Linked DNA regions of Homo sapiens: region 1 is linked to region 2. Evidence: chromatin contacts called from ENCODE Hi-C data. All regions are on one chromosome and are shown on one strand. Each heading gives the region's core, a stretch centred on a gene start or an enhancer-like site at or near the end of the contact. The rest is flanking DNA. Distances are from core to core; before and after follow the strand shown.

The links. A loop is a pair of places that touch in the nucleus more often than their neighbours do. Pooled maps may share reads with other maps.
Region 1: a loop to region 2 is called in a pooled map, with 13 times the contacts of the local background. The contact joins the promoter of OXA1L-DT here to the promoter of RAB2B in region 2. A Hi-C loop is called at or near these places in 6 of 50 pooled maps.

The regions. Positions count from the first base shown.
Region 1 is chr14:22,764,248-22,770,598 of GRCh38, reverse strand. OXA1L-DT (OXA1L divergent transcript) reads left to right here and starts at 4,037. Exons shown (of 3, transcript XR_001750638.3): 1 at 4,037-4,175. It overlaps OXA1L (OXA1L mitochondrial inner membrane insertase), which reads right to left and starts at 3,911. Exons shown (of 10, transcript NM_005015.5): 1 at 3,835-3,911; 2 at 3,190-3,351; 3 at 2,428-2,641; 4 at 665-808; 5 at 321-406; 6 at 1-138. The coding sequence starts at 3,897. RefSeq lists enhancers at 3,803-4,032, 3,626-4,189, 4,190-4,752, 4,753-5,316.
Region 2 is chr14:21,475,585-21,481,780 of GRCh38, reverse strand. RAB2B (RAB2B, member RAS oncogene family) reads left to right here and starts at 4,822. Exons shown (of 8, transcript NM_032846.4): 1 at 4,822-4,954; 2 at 5,182-5,253. The coding sequence starts at 4,909. It overlaps TOX4 (TOX high mobility group box family member 4), which reads right to left and starts at 4,586. Exons shown (of 9, transcript NM_014828.4): 1 at 4,497-4,586; 2 at 4,217-4,285. The coding sequence starts at 4,502. RefSeq lists enhancers at 4,636-4,705, 5,286-5,405.

The DNA.
Region 1 (6,351 bases), core at 2,788-5,287, 1.3 Mb before region 2:
GACTGCCAGTGGTAATATGTAGATGGGATCGGATACCGTGAGATCCTGGAACCACCAGAGGCCACCTGTCTGCAGGCTGGGCACAGGAAGGTTGGCCATCTCTCTCAAAGCAATGAAGAAGGAGATGAAGATTGGGGCCTATTACACAAGATAAACAGTGTCAGCATGCTTTACCAGAGAGAACATTTTCATCACCCCACTACTGAAAGCCATGTATAATCCACCACCACCTGTTTTTTGGGGGACCTGGGACACATGAAACACAGAGAGGAAATTTCATGGGTACTGGATGAAATAAGGAAGGAAATGTTTTTGCTCACCTGAGTCACAGGGAGAATGAGAGGTTTATAGAGTTTAATACCATGTTTTTTCTGGTAAAGTGCCATCTCCGAGGAAGCCTTGTAATCTGTGAGGTGAGGGGAAATTAATGGTTGGGGTAACAGTTACATCAGTGGAGGTGAACATCCTCATTATCTACCTGGCCTGTGAAATTTCTAACCAACCCTGGCCACTCCTTGGGAGCATTAGGTCTAAGAAACAGATAAACCTTTAGAACTTTCCCGACTGTGGCAACTTCTGATTTACATTGTTCCTTTCCCCCAGCAGAATGTAAGGAAAAGTGCAAATGTGGACTTCTCCCACGCTCATTCTGCAACTGACTCACACTCAATATGGTCTCCTGCTAACTTGGCCTCTCTGATTCGACTGGAAAACTTCTGGATCTCTGGCAAGTGATTGTGGATCCTGGCTGCCTCTCGCTGGCCCGTCACGATGAGAGGAAAAATCAGGCAGCGGGCAAAGACTGTACCTGGAAAATACAAACTAGGATTGGAGTGAAATTAAAGCAGTTCTGCAGCTAGAAGGTTGAAGGCTTTTAGGTCCTTACTGAAAGGGTCTTATTCTTGCCTTGTCCATTCTATGACTCATGCCTAAGAGGCCCAGAAATAAGGTCAGGGGAATGAATTAGTTGCTTTAAGGCTCAGTTCTCTAATTTGGCATCACAAAAGTATGGCATTAACTTCTCTAAGCAGATGATTAGGAATCCTGTTTGTTTCCTCAAACAAAAAGCTGACAGGAGTGGATTTAGCAATTATGTTACTGGCAGTTCGAATGAGGTGATATGAGTAAAAGCCAGACGGCTGAGGGAGTAAATGGAAAGAAGTAGGCTAATTGGATGCAGAGCAGTCTTTTAAGTAACAGCTATCAAAAGAATGAAACCCAGTCATCTGTGACAACGTGGATGGAACTGGAGATCACTATGTTAAGTGAAATAAGGCAAGCACAGAAAGACGAACATCGCCATGTTCTCACTTATTTGTGAGATCTAAAAATCAAAACAAATGAAATCATGGGCAGAGAGTAGAAGGAAGGTACCAGAGGCTGGGAAGGGTAGTCAGGGTTGGGAATAGTTAATGGGTAAAAAAAAGTTAGAATAAGATCTACTATTGATTGCACAACAGGGTGACTATAGTCAGTAATAATAGCATATTTTTAAATAAAGAACGTAAAAATTAGCCAGGTGTGGTGGCACACCTGTAGTCCCAGCTACTTGAGAGGCTGAGACATGAGAATCGCTAGAACCTGGGAGGTGGAGGTTGCAGTGAGCTGAGACTGCACCACTGCACTCCAGCCTGGGTGACAGAGCAAGACTCCGTTTAAAAAAATAAATAAAATAAAAAATAAAATAAAAGTGTAATTGGATTGTTTGTAACTTAAAGGATAAATGCTTAAGGGGATGGATATCTCATTCTCCATAATGTGATTATTACACCTTGCATGCCTCTATCAAAACATCTCATGTAGCCCATAAATATATACACCTACTAGGTATCCACAAAAATTAACAACAACAAAATAAATAACAGCCATCAAAGGAAGAAGATAGGATAGTAAGTGAAGGGGAACTAAGGATGAAGGGAAGAAACCTTCCCCCAGGTAACACATGGGTGTGCCTGAGCATGTTTACATGTTCGGGGTAGGGCAGTGAGGAGGGAAATGCTGAAGACACAGGGGAGAAAAGATAATTGATGGAGCAACGTGGCAGAAAGACACATAATTCAAAGCAGAGTTCTAGCCTTTACAAAAGCAATGCTAGTGGCTTCCCAATTTAGGGGTTTAAGTGCCTGACCTGAACCTCTGTTCTAAACCAGGATAGCTTCATGACTGTTAATAAGGTCCCCTGACTCTAACCCCATGTTTGTATTCAAATATCTACACTTCTTGAATCCCAGATGATCTGGTGGTTTTATAATGCTCTTTAAGAAATATAGGCAGAGTGCATCTAGGTATCATGAACCTCTATTGCTCATTTGAAATCATCTGCTCTTCTGACCCCAGAGCTTCTGCAACTACTTCCTGAATCCATTCAAAGAATTGCCATCTATGAGGTTAAATCCCTAACCCATGTCCAGGGTATATTCCCCTTACATGCAGCAATGGCCCCCCACCAAGGTAGGCCCAGATCAACATGCATAAATTCCAGTAAATTCTGGATCAGTCCCACTGGGGTGTATGACCCCAGCCCCAGTTCAGCGAAGCTCTGCTCTGCAGCAGTTTGGACTACATCTGCAGTCTCTCCAGAAGCCACCTCAGGTACTGCTGTGGGTGAGGGAGTTGCAGCAACAACAGGAGGGGCCTGAACCTGTGTGAAAGAAAGCCTTGTATTATATTTATTCAGTAGCGAACACAAAGCAAGTGAGATCTTTTTATAATAACCAGTACTGGGTTCTGTTCTCTCTACTTCTTGTTCTTCCAGGTTAGCCTAGTGTCTGCAGATTTCAAGCTTAAAAAGGACATCTCATTTTTATCAATAGTTAGGAAGAGAAGTTACTTTGAGTAAGAATCCATGACTTCCCTTCATGCTGGGAAGTTATTTCTTTTATCACTGTTTTCCAAACTTCAGCCATTTGAATATCACTATCATGATTTTTGCCATATATTAACATGAAACAATTGCTTTTCTTTAAAACAGCTCAGAAAACCAAATATAACATCTCTCCTGTTGTACTTTCAATCATTTCCCCACTGAATTGAAAATCCATCCTAAGCAGAGATGCTATCATTTTGGAGAGCTGTGTGGAGCGTGGACAAGAACTCTGCTCCATATTCCCCCTGCTCCCAAACAAAACAAAATATGAAACCAACCAGGAAACACCACTCCTAATATTGCAGGAACGAAAGGCCTCTTACCTGGACTTCTGCAAAAGAGATAGCAGAGGTACTGAGGCTGCGGGGGCCGGAAGCCGCAAGGAAGAGGTAGTGTGGGCGACAGCAGCACGGGGCTGCTGGGAATAGGAGCCGTGTGGTCAGCGGTTTCCCAAGCCATTGCGAGGGCCCTGCGACGCTGTGGACCTGAGCGTGTAAAAGGATGATGGAGCCCCTTTACCGGGAGCAGAAGTCCTCGCGTGGGTGCAAACGGGATTCATTATGCTAACTCCCCAAGAAGCAGGCAGCTCGGCCACTACAGGGGAGGACATTGCTATCACCGCGCGCAGACCGCTAGCCCGAAGGCATGCAGCGGGTGGTGCCTGCAGAGCGAAGCTCGAACCTGGGTTCCCCGCATCTCAGTTATCGCAGACCCACATCGGAGGGCCCTGAGAACGAGGCCGAGGTGCTCTCGCCAGGAGCCAAGCCAATTCCAGAAGCTGACACCGGGCTGCTGGGCCCATAGTGTCGGGGACTAACCCTAGCGCGTCCTCACATGACCCGAGGTCATGACATTCAGGTCCCGGTGAGCAGGTCAGCGTCTGCTGATACCCCTAGCACGAGCTGTCCTGGGGCCTGGTTCACTGGGTCAGGGCAGCATCCCGGTGCTCTGCCCCGGGGCATCCTTACCCGACGCCCGGACTGTAGCAAGCGCAGAAGCTCCCGGCGTCCGCACATTAGTCCCATCGCCATTTTGCCCGGAAGAGGACTTGCTTTTGCGCCTGCGCAGTAAGAACCACAACCCCTCGAGAGGAAGCACTTTTGGAGGCGGGCATGAAGCCAGAATTGTAGCCGCAGATCAGGCGGTAAAAGAGAACGGAGCTTGGCGGCCATATTTGAAGTGGGTAAAAATCTGTAAAGCCACGTTACCATTAGCACGCAGAGAGCCTTTTCTGGAGATTGAAAGGAAGTTGAAGAGCTGGGTTAGCTATCATCGTAAGCTATCATCGTTAGTGATGGCGTAAACCTGGGTAATTTTCCTCTAATGTCGCGATTGTCCTCTGATTTGTAAGTTTAAAAATAGCCTCAGAAAAGGCTTGGCTGTACTTGCAGAGGATTTTTCCCACTCAATGATGTTCGATTCTTTTGATTCTTATTGCTAGGTAATATTGTAATCGCAGGTCCAGTGAAATTTGAGGGTAGTCTAGAGTCTGACAGAAATTAAAAGAAGGCAGCTTCTGGGAAATATTTTCCTCCCAGATAAAAAGACGAAGCTTCCAGAGGAGACTTCACCTTTCCATTTTTTTCTTCTGTAAGTGGGGTGGTGTGAGGACTGACCATGAGGGGACAAGTTTCCAGATGAAAAGCTCACGTGCAGGCCGGGCGCGGTGGCTCAGGTCTGTAATCCCAGTACTTTGGGAGGCCGAGGTGGGTGGATCACGAGATCAGGAGGTCGAGACCATCCTGGCCAACATGGTGAAACCCCATTTCTACTAAAAATACAAAAATTAGCCGGGCGTGGTGGTGGGCGCCTGTAATCCCAGCTACTCGGGAGGCTGAGGCAGGAGAATCACTTGAACCCGGGATGCAGAGGTTGCAGTGAGCCGGGATTGTGCCACTGCACTCCAGCCTGGGCAACAAGAGCGAGACTCCGTCTCAAAAAAAAAAAAAAAAAGGAAAGAAAAACTCACGTGCTGAAGATGGTTGAGGGCAAAGATAGAAAACACCCAAATACTTGATGATATCATTGAGCTGCTGTACCATGCTTGGAACTGCCTATCTCCAGACTTTGTTGTGTAAGTTAATTAAAGGTCTTGGCCGGGTGCAGTGGCTCATACCTGTAATCTCATCACTTTGGGAGGCTGAGGTGGTCTCGATAACTAGGTCAAGAGATCGAGACCAGCCTGGCCAACATGGTGAAATCCTGTCTCTACTAAAAATACAAAAAACAAAAAAACAAAATAACTAGGCGGGCGTGGTGGTGCATACCTGTAGTCCCAGCTACTAGGGAGGCTGAGGCAGGAGAATCGCTTGAATCCGGGAGGTGGAGGTTGCAGTGAGCCGAGGTGGAGCCACCTCACTCTAGCCTGGGCGACAGACTCCATCTCAAAAAAAAAAAAAAAAAGATGATTAAAGGTCTTTACTGTTTAGACTCTAAGTCTGTTGCTTGGGTGTTCTGTTTCTTGAAGTTAAAAGCATTCATCTTCAGGGAAAAAAGTTACTGGTCAGAAAGGTGGAGTTTGATTATGTTTGAACCCTTACAAAGTCTCTCAATATGCAGATTACTTTCTAAACAACAAATTATAGTTTCAGAAAGATACAATAACCTGAAATTATTTCAGTGACTGCTCATTTGGAACGATTATGAATGTACCTGACAGATATGGCGAAAATAGGAGGCAAAGAACTATAATACTGATTTAGTAATAATTAGTGGTATGAGCTAACACTTGCATATGTTGGATGCTATTATAAACATCAATAGATTTTTGATATGGAAACACTGATTTTTTTTTAGAGATTACTTTTAAAACTCAATACAATTAGAAGTAATTACAAATATACAGCTACAGAACACTTGGCAGGGTGACTATCTTACAGTACACTGCTACTTTGGTGGCCCCAAATGAACCAGGCTTCCCAATATTTGCACCTTTAGGAGTTCTCTTCTCTTGAGTCTGATTGGGCCTGTCACTTGCTTTAATCAATAGTAGAATGCGTTGGAAGTGATGTTATGCCAGTTTGGGACTATGCCTTAAGAAGGCCTGATAGCTTCTGTTTTTGCATTCGGGGGAAGCCAGCTGCTGTGTTAGAAGTTTGACTTCTCAGACTTACTGCCTGTGAAAAGCCCAACCAACCATGTGAAGAAGAACTGAGGTTTGGGCCAACAGCCTCAGTTGAACTCCCAGCCAGCAGTCAACACCAACTTTTGCCAGCCACGTGAAGAAGGCCATTTAAAAAGTGGATTCTCCAGCCCACTGGAGCCACCTCAGGTGACTGCGTGTGGAGCAAAGAAAGGCTATTTGAGCCCACATTGCAAAATTACAAGCAAATAAATAAAATTATTGTAGTTTTAAGCCACTAAGTTGTTTAATAATAGATAGCTAAAATGTACAGGCAAACTTGGAAGATACTGTGGGTTGGGTTCCAGACCACTACAATAAAGCCAATATCATAATAAAGTGAGTCACAGGGATTTTTTTGTTT
Region 2 (6,196 bases), core at 3,573-6,072:
GATTATCCAATTGCATTTATAATTTAATTTTTTATATCTGTGTAGTATTCCTTTTCACAAATACACCATTTTTTTCTGTTGATAGACATGAGTTGTTTTCAGGGTTAAGCTAGTAAGAATAAAGTTGTTGTGAACATGTTTTTGGTGAACATATGCAATCATTTCTGTTGTGTACATATCATGGAGTGGAATTTACCTGGTCATAGGTTAGGGGGGCATGTTTATCTTTAGTAGGTACTGCTAGTTTTCCAGTGGCTCAATTAACTTACACTCTCACTAGCAATAATTAAGTTATCCACATCCACTGGGCAAGGTGGCTCACAGCTATAATCCCAGCACTTTGGGAGGTTGAGGCAGGTGGATCACTTGAGGTCAGGAGTTTGAGACCAACTTGGCCAACATGGTGAAAACCGGTCTCTACCAAAAATACAAAAATTAGCCAGGTGTGGTGGCACATGCCTGTAATCCCAGCTACTCAGAAGGTTGATGCACGAGAGTTGCTTGAACGTGAGAGGTGGAGGTTGCAGTGAGTCGAGACCGCACCACTGCACTCCAGCCTGGGTGACAGAGCAAGACTCTGTCTCAAAAAAAAAGTTATCCACATCCTTGCCAACTCTCACTGGCAATTTGGACGTCTTCTTTTGTGAAGTGACTGTTCAAATCTTTTGCCTCCTTTTATTTTATTTTTTTGAGACGGAGTTTCTCTCTTGTTGCCCAGGCTGGAGTGCAATGGTACAATCTCAGCTCACCACAACTTCCACCTCCCAGGTTCAAGCGATTCTCCTGCCTCTGCCTCCTGAGTAGCTGGGATTACAGGCATGCGCTGCCACACCCGGCTAATTTTGTATTTTTAGTAGAGAAGGGGTTTCTCCATGTTGCTCAGGCTGGTCTTGAACTCCCGACCTCAGGTGATCCACTCGCCTCAGCCTCCCAAAGTGCTGGGATTACAGGCATGAGCCACCACGCCTGGCCTTTGCTTCCTTTTAAACTGGATTCTTTCTTTTACTCTGCAGAAGTACTTGATATATTCTGAATATGAGTTAGATATATGTATTGTAAATATCTTCTCCCAGTCTGTGGAATGCCTATTTGTTAATCATGTTTTTTGATGAAAGGAAGTTCCTAATTACAGTGGAGTCCAATTATTCATTTTTTTTAATGGTTAGAACTTTTTATGGGCAACTACTTTTTTGGGGGAGGGTCGGCAAAGTCTAAAAATTTCCTCTCTTGTAAAAAAAAACTTTTTTTTAATATTACCTTTACCTACTTCTAAGATATATTTGGAATGGCTCACAGTAAAACCATAACCCCATTAAAATAAAAGTTATAAACAACCATTACCACCGCTACCAAGGGAAAGGGAAGGTGTAGAAGTTGTAATGAGAAAATGGAGAACTGTTAACAATGACAGGAGCCTTAGGCAAAGGAAGCTACTGAAATTGAGCCTAAAACTTAGCTATCAGTTTCTTGGCAAAATAAAATAAGATTTCTTAAGTCACAAAAACAAAAACAAAGGACAGATTCAAACCTGGAAAGTTTCTTTCTTTTTTATTATAATATTACTTGTTAATACTTTAAATTTACTTTTCTTCACTATACACCATGATTCTTCATGGGAAGTTTCTTGATGTGAAAAGGAACCACTTCTGTCCTGGCATGGTGGCTCACACCTACAATACTAGTACTTTGGGAGGCCAAGGTGGGAGGATCGCTTGAGCCTAGGAATTTGAGACCAGCCTGGACAACATGGTGAGATCCTGTCTCTATTAAAAACAAAAGCAAAAGCAAAAAGGAACCACTTTTTTAAATGTGGCTACCTCTTGATTGTTCAACTTCATAAATGGGGTAGAGAATTAAGAACAGTGGGTAAACTTGAAAGCTACTTGTATTTAATTTTAAAATGCACTTTCTCATGAACGAGGCCAACGTAAAATTTATAACACTCTAAATAACAAAATTTAAACTGTGGAGACCTGATTGAGGAGAAATTGGGAATTTCATGCAGGTAAGTCCAATGTGAGATTTGCAACACTCAAATAATGAAATTTAAAAATGAAGATCTCACTTAGAAGAAAATGGCAACTAAGAGTGCAAAGCACCAAGCAGATTTTAGCTGTTTTTGTTTGTTTGTTTGAGATGGAGTCTCACTCGTTCACCTAGGCTGGAGTACAATGGCGCAATCTCGGCTCACTGCAACCTCTGCCTCCCAGGTTCAAGCGATTCTCCTGCCTCAGCCTCCTGAGTATCTGGGATTACAGGCGCGCACCACCACACCCGGCTAATTTTTGTATTTTTAGTAGAGATGGGGTTTCACATGTTGGTCAGGCTGGTCTCGAACTCCTGACCTCGTGATCCGCCCTCCTTGGCCTCCCAAAGTGCTGGGATTACAGGCATGAGCCACCGCACCCCGCCTCACCTGTTTTTTTAAAATTAATTATTATTATCTTTTATAGAGACAGAGTTTGATCACGTTGCCCAAGCTGGTCTAGAACTCTTGGGCTCATGCAATTCTCCTGCCTCAGCCTCCCAAACAGTTGGGATTACTGGCACGAGCTACTGTGCTGGGCCCAGATTTAGGTTTTATATCATTTCAAAGTTTGCTGCATACTAGATTCACACTTATCCTGCTTATGAGAATAATAAATAAAAGCAACAAAAAAGTTAAACTGGCACTGGGCACATTGGCTCATGCCTGTAATCCTAGCACTTTAGGAGGCTGAGGCGGGCAGATCACTTGAGGCCAGGAGTTAAAGAGCCTGGGTAACAGGGTGAAACCCCGTCTCTACAAAAATTCAAAAAAAAAAAAAAAATTAGCTGGGTGTGGTGGCGCACACCTGTATTCCCAGCTACTTGGGAGGTTGAGGCAGGAGAATCACTTGAGCCCAGGAGGTGGAGGCTGCAGTGAGCCAAGATCGTGCTACTGCACTCCAGCCTGGGCTACAGGGAGACTGTCTCAAAAAAAAAAAGAAAGAAAAAAAAAGTTAAACTAGCAACTGGCCCTTGTCAACCCCATTTTCATCCATGAAAACGTTAGGATTATAGGATAAGCCCATGCAACAGCCACTGACAATTCTTGGTAAAAAAAACTGATGCAAATGGTCCACACCACTTTTGAAAATAAATATAAAAGTCCTCAAAAAATGGCAGATGGTTCAAGACTTCAGTTTCTCAAAGACAGAAATTTTTGTCTGTTCCACCATTCTCTTTTGCCTCTCCCAAACAAGTGATACATATCTATATTATGACAATATTTCAACCAAACTTTTTTAACGAACACTTCAGGGTTTCATCATAACCTTTACTTCTACTTTAAAACAGCATAAGAAACTATAATTACAGCTGTTTGACAGCTGGGGAAACTGTGACATACAAAGATGAAGTAATGTGCCCAACGTCTGAGTCACTGGCAAATTGAAACACATGTCCTACTCAACTCTTTTATATTCTCTAGCAGCTATTTCCTTTCCTCCTGACATTAGCAAAACAAGCTGACACCATGTAGGTAAAGGTAACCACAAATTTTTTATCAAAGTAGGAAATTTAGGCCGGGCGCAATGGCTCAGGCCTGTAATCCCAGCACTCCGGGAGGCCGAGGTGGGTGGATCACCTGAGGTCAGGAGTTCGAAACCAGCCTGGCCAATATGGTGAAACTGCCATCTCTACTAAATATACAAAAATTAGCCGAGCGTGGTGGCGCACGCCTGTAATCCCAGCTACTCGGGAGGCTGAGGCAGGAGAATCGCTTGAACCCAGGAGACAGAGGTTGCAGTGAGCCGAGATCGCACCACTGCACTTCAACCTGGGCGATAAAGCGAGACTCTGTCTCAAAACAAAAGAAAACCAATAAGCTCCTCCCCTCAACCCCAATTTCTTCAGCTGCTGAAACATTTTCTTTCCACTGCGATCCCCTAAGATTACTGTAGCTATTTCTCCCCAGAGAAAGGAGACAATTCCACTCTGTCTTCTAATCCAGAATCCCTTTTCTCTTTAAACAGGTTATCTCTTTCCAATACCTTGCTTTCTGATGACAGCAACTTCCCAAGACTTCCCCAGATAGTCCCCACAGGCTCTAGAAGCAACCGCCACTTTTCTCTAAACACCAATTGCGGCCCTTGGTTCCCAGCCCCCGTCCCCGGAGTCCGTGCTCTCCTCCCCACTACCCTACCCCACCGCTGCCTCAGGCCCTACCCCCGCGGCGTCGGCAGCTCTGGCTCACCTCGGCCCCTGACAGGAAGGGGTGCGAAGGCCCTGTGATCGTCAGGTAATTGTCATTTCCTCCGGGAAACTGGAAACCAAAAGAAAGTCGCGGGGATAAGTTAGGGGGAGCAGGGAGTCAGCTTGGAGCGATGGCTTTTGACCCTGACATTCTGACAACACTCCCCAAACCCCGCTCTCTCTCCTCTCCCGTCAGTCGCCTCTCCGCCCGGCTTCCCGTCCCTGCTTCAACCCGGTCGGCCGCGTTCTCTCGCCAGCCTTCTTAGCTATCAGGTTCCTACCTCCATCTTCACACAACCGCTCCCACCGTCTCAGACCCTCATCGCTCCCACCGCCCCCACTGGACTCGGAACTGCCGTCACTTCCGCAAGGACGTGTGTTCTCTCTGCTGATTGGAAGGAGCGCCGTGGGGCTGCAGAGAGTCAGGCGCTGGGCTATCGCCCCCTGGAGTTTGGAGGGATAAGGGCATGTAGAAGTGCTAGAAGCGTCCCTGGAGGTGGCGTAGGGTACTCCCGACCTAAGGATGATTCCGGGGAGTGCAATAGAGACGTGATCTGGGCTAGAGGAGCCGGAGGGGCGGGGGAGCGGGGGGAAGGGGGAGAAGAAGAAGATCGGTAGATTGAGTGGCTAGAGAGGTCGGAGGTAAGTGGCTATAGAAGTCGGGCGGACCCGGAACCCAGAGGACGCGACACCATGACTTATGCTTATCTCTTCAAGTATATCATCATCGGAGACACAGGTAACCCTCAGGTGGTTCGCCTTCAAGGCTCGGGCGGGCATTCGAAGCTCCCAAATTGGGTGGCGGGGGCGGGGCTCACTTTGTGGGCTGGGCGATTCGAGACGGGCGGGGCGGTTCGGGGCGGCCGGGGGCGGGGCTCGGGAGCCCCCCTTCTCTGGTCCGGGAAGTCCATACTCTGGAAGGTGTTCCAGGGCTGCGTGATTCCGGGAGTGTGCTTTCTCTTTCAGGTGTGGGGAAGTCATGTCTCCTCCTGCAGTTTACAGATAAGCGGTTCCAGCCTGTCCACGACCTCACAATAGGTAAGTGCATCTACTTGTTCCAGAACAGATGATAAAACCTGACTAGCTAAATTGCTAAAGTGGAAAGTTAGCAGCCTTCAGTGTTCGAAGTAAAAAGTTACCCCTCACTACTTTAAACTAGTCCAAACTTATGTTAATGAAGTGACCAATGAAACGTTGATATGTGGGGAGTAGTGTAAGGGAGAGTATATAATTGAAAGGTAACTTTTTAGAGTGTGAGGTATAGACTCGTCATATAATTTTTTTTCAAATACAATTTGTATGTTTATGGAAAATCCCACGAAAGCATAACTGCTTATTTATGAACTCATCTGTGCTTTGAGGTAAATTAATACCAGCCTTACTTTTAAAAAGTAAACACCAATACATGGACATTTTTTATATTGGTGAAGAAGCAAATTGAGGAGTCATCCCTGCCTTAGAATTAATAGGCAAATAAAACTAAAAACTTTCCTTTTAAATGAAAGAGTGTGTTAACAGTTCCTCAAACGCACTGGCGATCCTGGAAAATATTAACCTTTCCCACACGTTTGTGATAAGGCATGGCCTGAAGAGGCTTTTAACTACCCCCTCTTCGTTATCTCCGTAACCCCAGTCCAAATAAACAACATATATGAAACTAGCTTTCTTGCCATGCAAATGCAGTTTCTAAATAAACCCCTACATCCCCATTCTTACCATATTGCTACTTCCAAGTCCCACCTGTATGGAAACCTGAAGCTACCACTGTTCCTAACGGATTTATTTAGAGTCAAATAATTGATGGGGTTAGAAAAGGATTTGGCAGTATCAACTAAAAGGTATTTTAAAGGGAATATTGAGCGAATTCTCACTTTGCGATAGGGGCTAATGATACAATGCTTAACAAGGCAACAATGCTTAATTGTGCCTCTGGCAATTATTGGAAATGTAAAATGTATTGTTAAAAAAATTAGGTGGGCGT